Linked DNA regions of Mus musculus: region 1 is linked to region 2. The links are chromatin loops, found by intact Hi-C in ENCODE. Cell type or tissue: heart. All regions are shown on one strand. Each heading gives the region's core, and the rest is flanking DNA. Links, peaks and the distances in the headings are about the cores only. Region 1 holds the start of Dennd6b (DENN/MADD domain containing 6B). Region 2 holds the start of Trabd (TraB domain containing).

The links. A loop is a pair of places that touch in the nucleus more often than their neighbours do. Peaks named below come from ENCODE experiments on the same cell type or tissue, not always from the same donor. Only the 100,000 strongest peaks of a DNase experiment are listed, where the experiment ranks them.
Region 1: a loop joins it to region 2, with 2.6 times the contacts of the local background. A loop is called at or near these places in 1 of 42 quality-filtered maps.

What each region holds. Positions count from the first base shown.
Region 1 is chr15:89,194,072-89,199,437 of GRCm38, forward strand. It overlaps Dennd6b (DENN/MADD domain containing 6B), which reads right to left and starts at 2,403. Exons shown (of 20, transcript NM_027081.3): 1 at 2,148-2,403. The coding sequence starts at 2,324. In heart, for the core only: a CTCF peak has its summit at 2,506; DNase peaks (open chromatin) are centred at 1,441, 2,050, 2,510 and 3,150; H3K4me3 peaks cover 2,199 bases; H3K27ac peaks cover 2,095 bases.
Region 2 is chr15:89,073,678-89,079,043 of GRCm38, forward strand. Trabd (TraB domain containing) reads left to right here and starts at 2,387. Exons shown (of 10, transcript NM_026485.2): 1 at 2,387-2,464. 1810021B22Rik (RIKEN cDNA 1810021B22 gene) reads right to left here and starts at 2,177. Exons shown (of 4, transcript NR_040417.1): 1 at 1,937-2,177; 2 at 396-521. In heart, for the core only: a CTCF peak has its summit at 2,216; DNase peaks (open chromatin) are centred at 734, 2,284, 2,894, 4,674 and 2 weaker places; H3K4me3 peaks cover 4,570 bases; H3K27ac peaks cover 3,614 bases.

The DNA.
Region 1 (5,366 bases), core at 211-5,210, 120 kb after region 2:
CCCCATAGGCTCAGGTGTGGTGGCACACGCCTGTCATCCCAGAATTATAAGGTAGAGACAACAGGATCCTTGAATACAAATGAATATGACATTAGTCTGGGCTATATGATACCCTGTATAAAACAACTCTACATCCTTTCTCCAAAAAAAGCCTTTGGGATTTGCTTAGAATTAAGTTCCTAAATGGCTATCTTTTAGAGAACAAGAAATGAGAATGCATGGGGTGGGGGGTGAGGGGGCGAGGGAAGGTTTCTTTATTGGAGACATGGTCTCTTTACATAGTCCTGGCTGTCCTGGAACTTCCTATATAGATCAGGCTCGCTTCAAACTCACAGAGATAAGCCTGCCTCTGCCTCTTGAATGTTGGGACTAAAGGTGTGCGCCACCACACCAGGTTTTCTTTTTCTTTTTTCCCTTTGGTTAAAGGAAAAGTCTCTCAACTTCTGTTGTAACTCTACAGGAAAGGATCTACAGTGCAGAAAGTGGGGCTTTTTAACCAAGGCTTTGTTTGGTTTTTTTTTTTTGTTTTTTCAAGACAGGGTTTCTCTGTATAGCCCTGGCTGTCCTGGAACTCACTCTGTAGACCAGGCTGGCCTGGAACTCAGAAATCCACCTGCCTCTGCCTCCCAAGTCCTGGGATTAAAGGCGTGGGCCACCACCACCGGCTCATAGTCATTACCTTAACTGGACCTGTCAAAAGCTTCATTGAGCCTGTAACACTTTCTTCCTCCTCCTATCTTCCTGGTGGTTTTGTGGGTTTTGCTTTTTGTTGTTTTTGTTTCCTTTTTTAAAATTATTTATTTATTATATGTAAGTACACTGCAGCTGTCTTCAGACACACCAGAAGAGGGAGTCAGATCTTACGGATGGTTGTGAGCCACCATGTGGTTGCTGGGACTTGAACTCAGGACCTTCAGAAGAGCAGTCGGGTGCTCTTACCCGTTGAGCCATCTCACCAGCCCCCTCCCTTTTTTTTAAAAGACAAAGTCTCACTATGTAGCCTTGGCTTGCCTGCTCCAGGTTGGCCTTGAGCATAGAGATCAGCCTGCTTTTGCCTCCAGAGTACTAGATTAAAGAAAGACATGTGCCACAATGTGTTCTCTCTCTCCCCTCTCTTTCATTCTTTCCTTTCTCTTTCTTTCAACAAGGTCTGATTCTATAGCTCAGGCTCCTTTGGGACTCTATCAATCCAGACTAGCTTCAAACTAATCATCTTGCTTCACCAACCTCCCATCCCCCACCCAGTCCCCGAAATGCTGGGTTTGCGCGCACTACTATGCCTGGCTGATATTTTCATCTTATCTAGTAGAAGAGAAGCTGCCTTTCTTTGTAGGTGGGTAAGGGGGATGGAGGCCTTCAGACCACAGAAAGACCACATCAAAAGCCTAAGACCCTGCCCAGCTGCTCACAGCTGGTGACCAGATGCCAAAGGTTGAGAAGAGCTCAAGACACAGGAACCAAGCAGGGCCTCACAGGGTCTGGATCTGATTCTAATTGAAAGACAAGAGGAATGCCAGAAGCGAACTACCAGTGACACTGAAGACTGCAGCAGACCCAGTGTGAGACCTGGGGGCGGTGGCGGGGGCAAGGTGGGGGGAACCCTAGGACTCTGGCTTGAGCAACCAAGGGGCTGGAGATATGTTTGCCTCTTTGGAGAAAGGTCCATGTTAGATGCTGCGTAGGATACATTGATGGACAGGCAGTCAGGCTTTACAGATCTTTCCTTCCTTGGCCTGGGAAGGGTTTCTAGAGCTCTGAGGAAGAGGCTCCTCTTGGAGAGGTGACAGGCAATAGGAAAGAGGAGGTCTCTAAGCTAGTCACTAGCCGAAGGAAGTGGGGGAAAGGTCAGCCTGAGGGTGCAAAATATTCCGAGAGGCTCCTAAGAAGACCCTAGACCAAGCAGGAAGGCTACAGGCGAAAAGTCCTGCTTCCTGGAGGGTGGGCGCCCCGGGTAGAGAAACCGCGCGGCGGCTTAGAGGAATGGGAGGAAAGAAGCAGGGGTGCAGGCGAGAGAAGGGAGGAGCGTGAGGGGGAGGGGCATCGGGAGAGGAGGGACGTCCGGAGAGGAGGGGCCTCTGGAGAGGTTCAGGCCGCCGAAGGAGAGGTACTAAGACAGTTCTGGAGGGTCAGCCAGCCCATCAGCTCACCTCTAGCGCCTGGCCCAGCTCCAGATCGAAGGTGACCACGCACACACACTCCAGCCAGGCAGAGAAGCGCGCCCAGGGCATCTCCGCGGTCCGCGCCGCGCGGCCGGAGGACGAGGATCTTGTCGCGCCTAGTCCTCCGCCAGCTTGCCGGGGCCCGGGACCCACCGGCACCTCCATGGTAGCAGCTCCAGCGGTACCCGGGCACGTTGCGGAGAAACGCAGGGGTTCACCTGGGCCGCCTCGGAGCAGTCGAGCTGCCGCCGTAGGCCAGAAGGGCCCCGGAGCAGCCGCGCGCCCCCTGGCGCTAGAGGAGCGTCCGCCCTAGAGTGTCGCCTAACGTACCAGCGAGAAAGGCCCCAGCCGGTTAGAAGGGTCTAGAGATGGAGGCGCTTCCCGATAATGGAGATTGCGTGACCCGGGTCGGCCAGTAGGTGGCTAGTGTGGCCCTGCATCTGGCAGAAGAGAAAGGGCGGTTCCTGATGTCATCTCTGCCTGGCGTATGGATTGAGGGACTCTGGGCGTATAGTGGTGTCTACCAGGGGTGTCTGGGCAACATAGAATTATGTTGGGCACCACCCCCCCCCCAGGGGTATCCAACCCGGCCGAGGGTTGTGAGCCTAATGTTTATTTGTGTGTCATCGCTTGTCGCGGACAGCTTTTGTGCTGGACAATCGCCCAAGGTAGTTAAAGACAAACCTCAAAATGCTTTAAAAGTGTGAAAACCACGGGTGGTTTGTGGTGGTGCACGCCTTTAGTTCCAGCACTCTGGAGGCAAAGGCAGGCGAATCTCTGAAGTCTAAGCAAGCCTGGTCTACAGAGCAAGTGTCCAAGACAGTTCGGGCGACACACAGAAACCCTGTCACGGGAAAATGAAGACAAACAAAACAAACAAAGCGTGAAAAATAATGTTTGGGGCTAAGAGATGGCTCAGCGAGTAAAAACACGGGCTGCACTTCCGTGCAGAATGGGGGCTCTGTTTCCAGCACCCACAAATGTAACTGTACTTCCAGGAGATTAGACGCCCTCTTCCAACCTCCGAGAGCGCCAGGCACGCGTGTCTGTACTACATTGGGCACCTTCACCCATCCGCCTTTAATGAAGGCCATTCTGCCTGAGTTGGCGGGTCCACCCAGACCTAGTCCCACTCCAGGCTAGTGTGCCTACTTTGGCTAGCAAAGAGGGGCAGCCTGGTCAACGAATGCTGCTGCCTTTGGGATTAAGGTAGTTGCAGAGCCTAGTTCTAAGGATAAGGATTATAGAAGAGTGAATTTAGAATGAAGAGGTAATGAGGCAGGCTAGAAAGACAGGAACATTTGGGGGAACCTAAGAAGGGGGAAGGAGAGCCTTCGCCTACCTGCCCCAAGCATAAATAACAATTAAGGCCCTTCTCCCTTCCCTGCTATAAACTTGCAATTTTCCATTAGAATCCCTGGCTTACAGGGAAAAGGGGCATACACCAGATCTCTTGGGCAACCCTAGTAGTTTTGTTTTTACTTTATTAAAGATTGCCATCTAAGGCATTCCAAAGAGCTACCTCACCCATCCTTCTCAGCAAAACGGGGAGGAGGTGTTAGTAATCTTTTGAGATACAACCTGAGAGCCGTCAAGATGGGAGAGATGACCAATGCTAAACAATGGTAACTCTCTCATGGATCTGCCTTATTGGGTCCTTGAGAAGCCTACACCTATGCTCTTGGATGTGTCTTACTTTCTTCTGAGTGCCCCCAACAAACACCCTGTATGAGACAGGGTCTCTCTATGTGGTCCTGGCTGGTGAGGAACTTGATATGTAGACCAGGCTCACTTTGAACTCCTGAAACTCTGCCTGTCTCTGCTGAGACTAGAGGTAGCCTTCATCAGCCATACAAAGTGTGCTTGCTTCTTGCGAGCTCGCTCTCTCTCTCTCTGTTTTTGTGAGGCAGGGTTTCTCTGTGTAGCCCTGGCTGTTTTGGAATTCACTCTGTAGACCAGGACACATTGACTCTCTTAACCATAGTGTTTAAACCTGTATTAAAATGTTTTCATTAAGCCCCAACTTTCATTCTGTCAGAAGGCAGATCACAGTGCTGACAGAAGTAATGAGGGTGAGAAGTACTTAGCCCGAGTATGTCATTGTTCTTAGAGCCATCTCTTTCTTATTGTCCTGGAAGTGCTGTGATAATACTAAACTATAAACAAAGATATTTCCATTAAAAAAACAAACAAACAAACCAAACTCTGCTTTATAAGATGGACAGTCTTTTCTATGTCAAAGCCACAATTCTGAGTCTGGTTTGCGGATCCCTAAAGGTCTAGAACTCGGGCTATTGAGGATGGTAGAGCAGTCATCCTATCCAGCATACTATGTGATTTTGGTGTTTTCATTTTTTTTTTAAAGATTTATTTATTTATGGGGCTGGAGAGATGGCTCAGTGGTTAAGAGCACCGACTGCTCTTCTGAAGGTCCCGAGTTCAAATCCCAGCAACCATATGGTGGCTCAGAACCACCTGTAATGAGATCTGAAGTCCTCTTCTGGTGCATCTGAAGACAGCTAGTTTACTTAAGATATAATAATACATAAACATTTTTTAAAGATTTATTTATTATATGTAAGTACACTGTAGCTGTCTTCAGACACTCCAGAACATCTCACTAGAGATGGTTGTGAGCTGGGATTGTGGGATGTGGTTGCTGGGATTTGAACTCGGGACCTTCGGAAGAGCAGTCAGGTGCTCTTACCCACTGAGCCATCTCTCCAGCCCAGTGTTTTCATTTTTTAAGTCCTCTCCTAAAATTACTTAGAGCAGGTTTCAGCAACAATCTCCAGGTCTTTTGTTTTGTTTGTCCTTGTTTTTTCCAGACAGGGTTTCTCTGTGTAACAGCCCTGGCTGTCCTGGGACTTGCTCTGCAGACCGGGCTGGCCTTGAACCCCGAGAGGTCCACCCGTCTTTGCCTTCCTAACACTGGGATTAAAGGCAGACACCACCACACCCAGGTTCAATTTCCAAGTCTCAAGTGGTTTTGTTTGTTTGTTTGTTTGTTTTTCGAGACAGGGTTTCTCTGTGTAGCCCTGGCTGTCCTGAAACTCACTTTGTAGACCAGGCTGGCCTCAAACTCAGAAATCCACCTGCTTCTGTGCTGGGATTAAAGGCATGCGCCACCACGCCCAGCAGGTTTTTTGTTTTTGTTTTTGTTTTTGTTTTTGTTTTTGTTTTTCATTCATGTGGACTTAAGGGAAT
Region 2 (5,366 bases), core at 60-5,059:
GGGGCTCAAGTCGTGTCCTGAAGAAGCAGGCAACATGGTGGGTACTGGGCCTAAATGTCATCTTACTCCTCGGAAGTGTCCTCTGCTCCCAGGGCTCTATGAGCTAGTCCCCTTCCTGGACACAGATGGCCAGGGACCTGTATCCTTCCGATCCCTGGGGTCAGACAAGGCTTGCCAACTTGGGGCTCTACTTCTGTGGGACCTTCATGATGGTCTTTGCTGTTCTCAAACCTGGCCTCTCCTTGCCACACCCCTGACTAGGAACCTAGTCCCCTCTATTTACTCCCAATAGCTTCAGATAGCTCCTTTCTCTTTCTAAGGACTCTGGGCTCCTCTGGCCATGTTGAAGCCTTTCCCTGCAAGCCTGACATGCATTGACTCCCTGCATGGCTCACCTCAAAAAGCCCCTCCAGCAGCTGCTCTGCTAAACCAAGGTGCACTCCATCTGCCGACTCTGATACGTCACCCACTCATCCTGTGGCGCCACAGAACCTGCTTGAGCAACGCAGGCTGGGGAATGGCTGTTAGAAAGCAGAACTCAAGCTGGCCATGCTTTTTTTTTTTTTTTTTTTTCCTCCAAAGCAAAGCCTAAGATGTAAGGGGGGCCTGGTCTCTCCCAGCTGAAACCTGCCGTGGTTTCCCCGGCAGCCTGGCTGGGCATGTCCTCCAGACACCGGTTCCTATTTCTGGCTCCCATAGACACCAGCAGGTTATAGGGCAGCTCTGGTTTTCATCCCCAGCAGCCACTTAGCCAAAATAGAATTCTGGCACTTCAGGGTCAGCATCTAATGAAAAATGTCATGCCATCCTTTGCCCCTAGTCCAGCACTCTTCGACCTATGGGATATCTCGTATCAGATATCCTGCCCATGAGATATTATGATTCATAGCCATAGCAGAATTACAGTTAAGAGGCAGCAACGAAAGAATTTTATGGCTGGGGGGTCACCACAGCATGAGGAGCTATTAAAGGACCGCAACATTGGAAAGGCTGAGAACCACTCCCCTAGACAGGCAAGCAGGAAAGGTGGCACCATGGTCTGCCCACAGAAAAAGGACAGGCTCAGGGAGAACACTGCCAGCCAACCAGGGCTAGAACCCAGGCCCCTTCCTGACACTAGCCTATCAGTGGGGTTTTCAACCAAACAGTACGGGTACTCAGAGAGGAGCCTCATTGTGCTTTGTGAACGGGTAGAGTGGGCCTGGCAGTCTCAGCTCTAAGCCCACCCCTGTCTTCTGTTAAGCAGAATGAATGGGGCTGAGGAGGCCTGAAGAGGCCACAGAACACAGACATCAAAGTAGTGGACAAGGGGGGGGGGGGATGAATGGTGCTTCACTAAGGAGCAAAGAAGGCAGAGGTCCCCTTGAGGCCAGGCCCTCCGGGAGACCAGGAAGCTGTAAGAAGATGCTGGCAGGAAATACCTGTCAGTAGTCTCCATGCGGGCCTCTTGTGTAACAGACTGCTGGAGGGAATTCTGCCTGGTGCAGGAAGAATTCTCTTCCTCAAAGTGGCCGACTTCCAGGAGGGCCATTCACAGGTACAATGTCAAGGCAGGGTCTCCAAAAATCAGGGCCAGAGTTGTAACCCTTTGGAACCTGAAAGGGCTGGATGGGGCAGCTGGGAACTAGGCAGAGATTACTTCCCCTTTGGAGGGCCCGTGCCAGGGCCTGCTCCAGGTCGTCACTGCCTGGCTCTCACAGGAGCCTATCTTGGGGTACTCAAATGGAGACGTGTCCATTATGGGCTCACCCGGCTCCTCTCATCCACTCATCAACCCTGATCAGGAGGACCTGCAGCCCGGAGACCTGGCCTGAGTGGGCCAAGTGGCCTCTCTCCCTGCCCTACCCTTTAAGGTGCCCTAGGAGACTGGTGAGTTTGAAGCCTGCGTTAAGATACTGGGCACTTGCTGTCACTGGGGCCCCGCCCACCCTGAGACCTCCGCAGTCTCCGGGCTCTCAGTCACAAGCAGCTGAACACGTAGGAAGTCCTGATGGCCTGGGGCTGACTGGGCCAGCTTTTGTCCCTTTAGTTCTGCCCTTGAGCCTCTCCACTTGGCATGCGATTCTCCAAGGAAACCAGAAGGGCGCCTCGTATGATCCCTAGCTTCTGTCCCGGTCCAGTGCGCTGACGGCTCCCTAGACTCCAGGCCGTGGTGCGGACGGACGCTTCAAGAACGCAGCCCCGTCACACAGACTCGCCTGTGGGGGGCCCAGCACCCCGCGGTGAACTGGAGTTGCGCTCTAGGACCTGGGGGCGTCGGGCCGGGAGGCGGAGCCCTGCGCTTAGACCCCGGCGGGGGCGGGGCCTCGCGCGCGCGGCCCTGGGAGGTGTTTCCCGGCATGCTGCGCGGCCCGCACCCTCGGCCCGTCCGGCCCGTCCGGCCGCCCCGCCCCGCCCCGGCCCAGCCCGTCAGCCCGGCGACGCGCGCATGGAGGCCGGCTGAGGAGCGCCGCCGCCTCTCTCGGTACGCCGTGGCCTGACCGGGCGGGCGGGCGGGCCGGGGCTCCTCGCGCCTCGACGGCGCGGGCGGGAGGGCGCGGGCTGCAGGTGGGGACTGCGAAGACCAGGGTATCCGGAGCTCACCGGGTCGGGCTGACCCAGGACGGTGTAGATGCTCCTGGGCTCTGCTCCTGGGCTCGGGAGTCCCCGAGAGGACCCCGGAGGCTCAGAAGCGCCCTCGCTGGCTTTGGGACGTCAAGAGCTTCTTTAGAAGTGGGGACAGTCTCCAAGCTTTCGTGCTCCCCAAGCGGAGGGGCTGGAGGTCCGCTGGTCTTGTGCGACGCAGCTGTCCCTGGGCCTCCTTGTCTGTCTTGTCGCCCTAGGAAGACTCATCTTGCGGTGGCCGTGGTACTGGGGGCAGGATGCCAGCAGGGCTCTGGCACAGTGGACTGCTAGCCGGGAGCCTGCAGGCTCCTCCGGGGCATCTCCAGGTGGACAGAAACCAGGTCCCCGGGAGAGCTGGCCAGGCTTCTTCACCTCGGGTTTGTTTCCTCTTCCGGCCCTCAGCTCTGCCACACTTAGGTAAAATATGTCCTGCCTGAGCAGGTTTTCCCGGGTCCTGCAGTGGCTGGGCTCCCAGAGACAGACCAGAGGAGGCCAGGGCTTTTGCACACCCTGTCATTTCTTGCTGTCTTGGTTTTCTGAGTAGACAGTGAAGGCTTGTCTAGTTTTTCCAGTTGATCGCGGTCAGCTTTGGACCAGCGGTGGGGAGCAAGCTGCCATCCGAGAAACAAGCTGCCATCCGAGAAACAGTTTTGTTTTAAGAGATTGAAAAGCTTGATGGGTGTGTCAGATCAGGGTGGTAACAGGGTTTTGTGGATTGAGAAATTTAAACGTTTATTCCTCTTAGTATAGCTTTAAAGGTTGGCAATCCTAGGTCTAATGCTAGTCTTTCGGGTGACTGATGAAGGCTCTGCCTGTCCTGTCGCCCTTTCTCGTTGTGTCCTCATAGCTGTTTAGTGTCTCTTACAAGGACACCAATCCCATCGTGGGTCCTGCCTTATGGCTTCACTTGAGTTCAGTCGTCTCTTAAAACCTCTGCATGTTGATGTAATTATTTTGAGCCTCATATTTTCGGTGTATGGATTTGGGTAAAACACACTTAGTATGGATAGATCCAGAAGAGAGACGGCTGTGGGGCTGGGCAGGTGGGGAGCTTGACTGACGTGGCTCCAGTTACTTGGACCTAGTATGCCAGGGCCATACCTCCTTGTGGGCCCTGACATGAGTGGGCCTTTTCTGCTCTTTGAGCCAACCCTTCCCTCTTAAAACTGCAGACTACTGGAAATTTTCAGAGGCTAGTTCCCCTAGAAATTTAGCAGATGCTAAAAGTTCTGTTGTTTAGCATATGGAAGCATCGAGCCTGGTTGGTAGCAGGCCTGGAAAAGTATCCCTACAGTCCTGCTCATTCGGGGATGCTGGTTGACACGGCCCTGCTTGTTAGGAAATGCTGGTTGAGGCCTCTTTGACAGAAATCCTAGCTCTCTGACTTTATGCTATGAAGGTTTACAGTGTGGTCTTGGCTGGGAATGGGTCTGGAAACTGTCTGCTAACTGACTGGGGATTTATGAAGAGATTTGGTCCCTGGGGAGGTTGGGCAGTAGGAAGATACTTCTTACGGCGTGACTATGTCTGAGAAGGATGCATGACAAATGTTGTGGAGGTACAGTGGCTGGGTGCTTAGGTGAGTATGGAAGTGGAGGGCTACCTCAGTTGCTCAGCCAGGAATAACGATCAGGGTGAGGAGGTACATCTGACAGGCAGGAAGCCAAAGGATCAGAAAATGTGTAGATTTGATAGTGCCGGGTACCCAGAATCACAGACTTCTGGCTTAAGGAGTGGGGAGAGGCTGTCAGTAGCCTTCTTGCCTGACCACCCCTCCCAGCTGGCCCTGCTCTAGATGATGGGTTGTATCGAGTGTGTCTGATGATTCAAGGGCTCAGGGCTTGTCTCCTGACCAGCCTGTGGACCCCTCCACCTGCCATATAACCAGAGGTGAAACTAGTCCTGCTATGGGCCAGCCAGGGAGTCTCTCCAAGGCTATCTGGAGCCAATGTTCCAACTCTGGTAGCCTCCATACCCCTCGAAGGCTCAGAGGCACCCTGGATGAGCTTTGAAGGGTAGATCTACCAAGCCAACTGCAAACCTGGGGCAGCCCCACCTCTTAAAGGGCAGGGCAGGCATGGCCGACGTGGTTCTTTCCCATTTGCTGGCTTTGCTACAGCCTCTGGTTGGCCCGCCCACTTATACAGGATGTTTTAAGTTTTCATCTCATGCTCTGCGGCCTGGTGCTGCTGTTAGTAATACTGGTTTGCTTCCGTGTCTTTAGCCAGACCAAGGGTTATCCTCTCCTTTTTCACTGTTAGTCGCTGTTTGGGTTACCCTCCCTGCCCCTGAATGGGGTTCCATGGTGTGGAAGGGACGGTCCCTAACACTGTCCTGGAAGGCAGGTTCTTCAGAGCCCTCCCCCCACACTTCCTTGTTCCTGTTTCTTTGAAGCACTTAATTCTGTTAATGAAAGGTGAAGGGTGAAGCTCCAGGCACAGATGCCAGGGTGTTTACTGTTGACTTGGCTATGCACAGGCTCTGAGCCAGCCACGGCAGTTCCCAGATGTGCTGACCTTTATATAAAATGTCCAGGCTGTGTTTTAGGACAGGTTCCAGACTAGGGAGGAGGGGGCCCCCAGGCTGGAGCAGTATGGTAAGTAAGCTCTGCTTGCCTCTGTAAAGACAGCCAGCCTTAGGCCAGGAACATAAGGTTTCTGAGGCTGTCTCAGGGTCTCTGCCACCCTCTGCCCTACCACAGTTCTTCTTGTAGAAGACTGATAGTGCTTAGGCTTGGCCCCATTTTCATACTGGACACACAT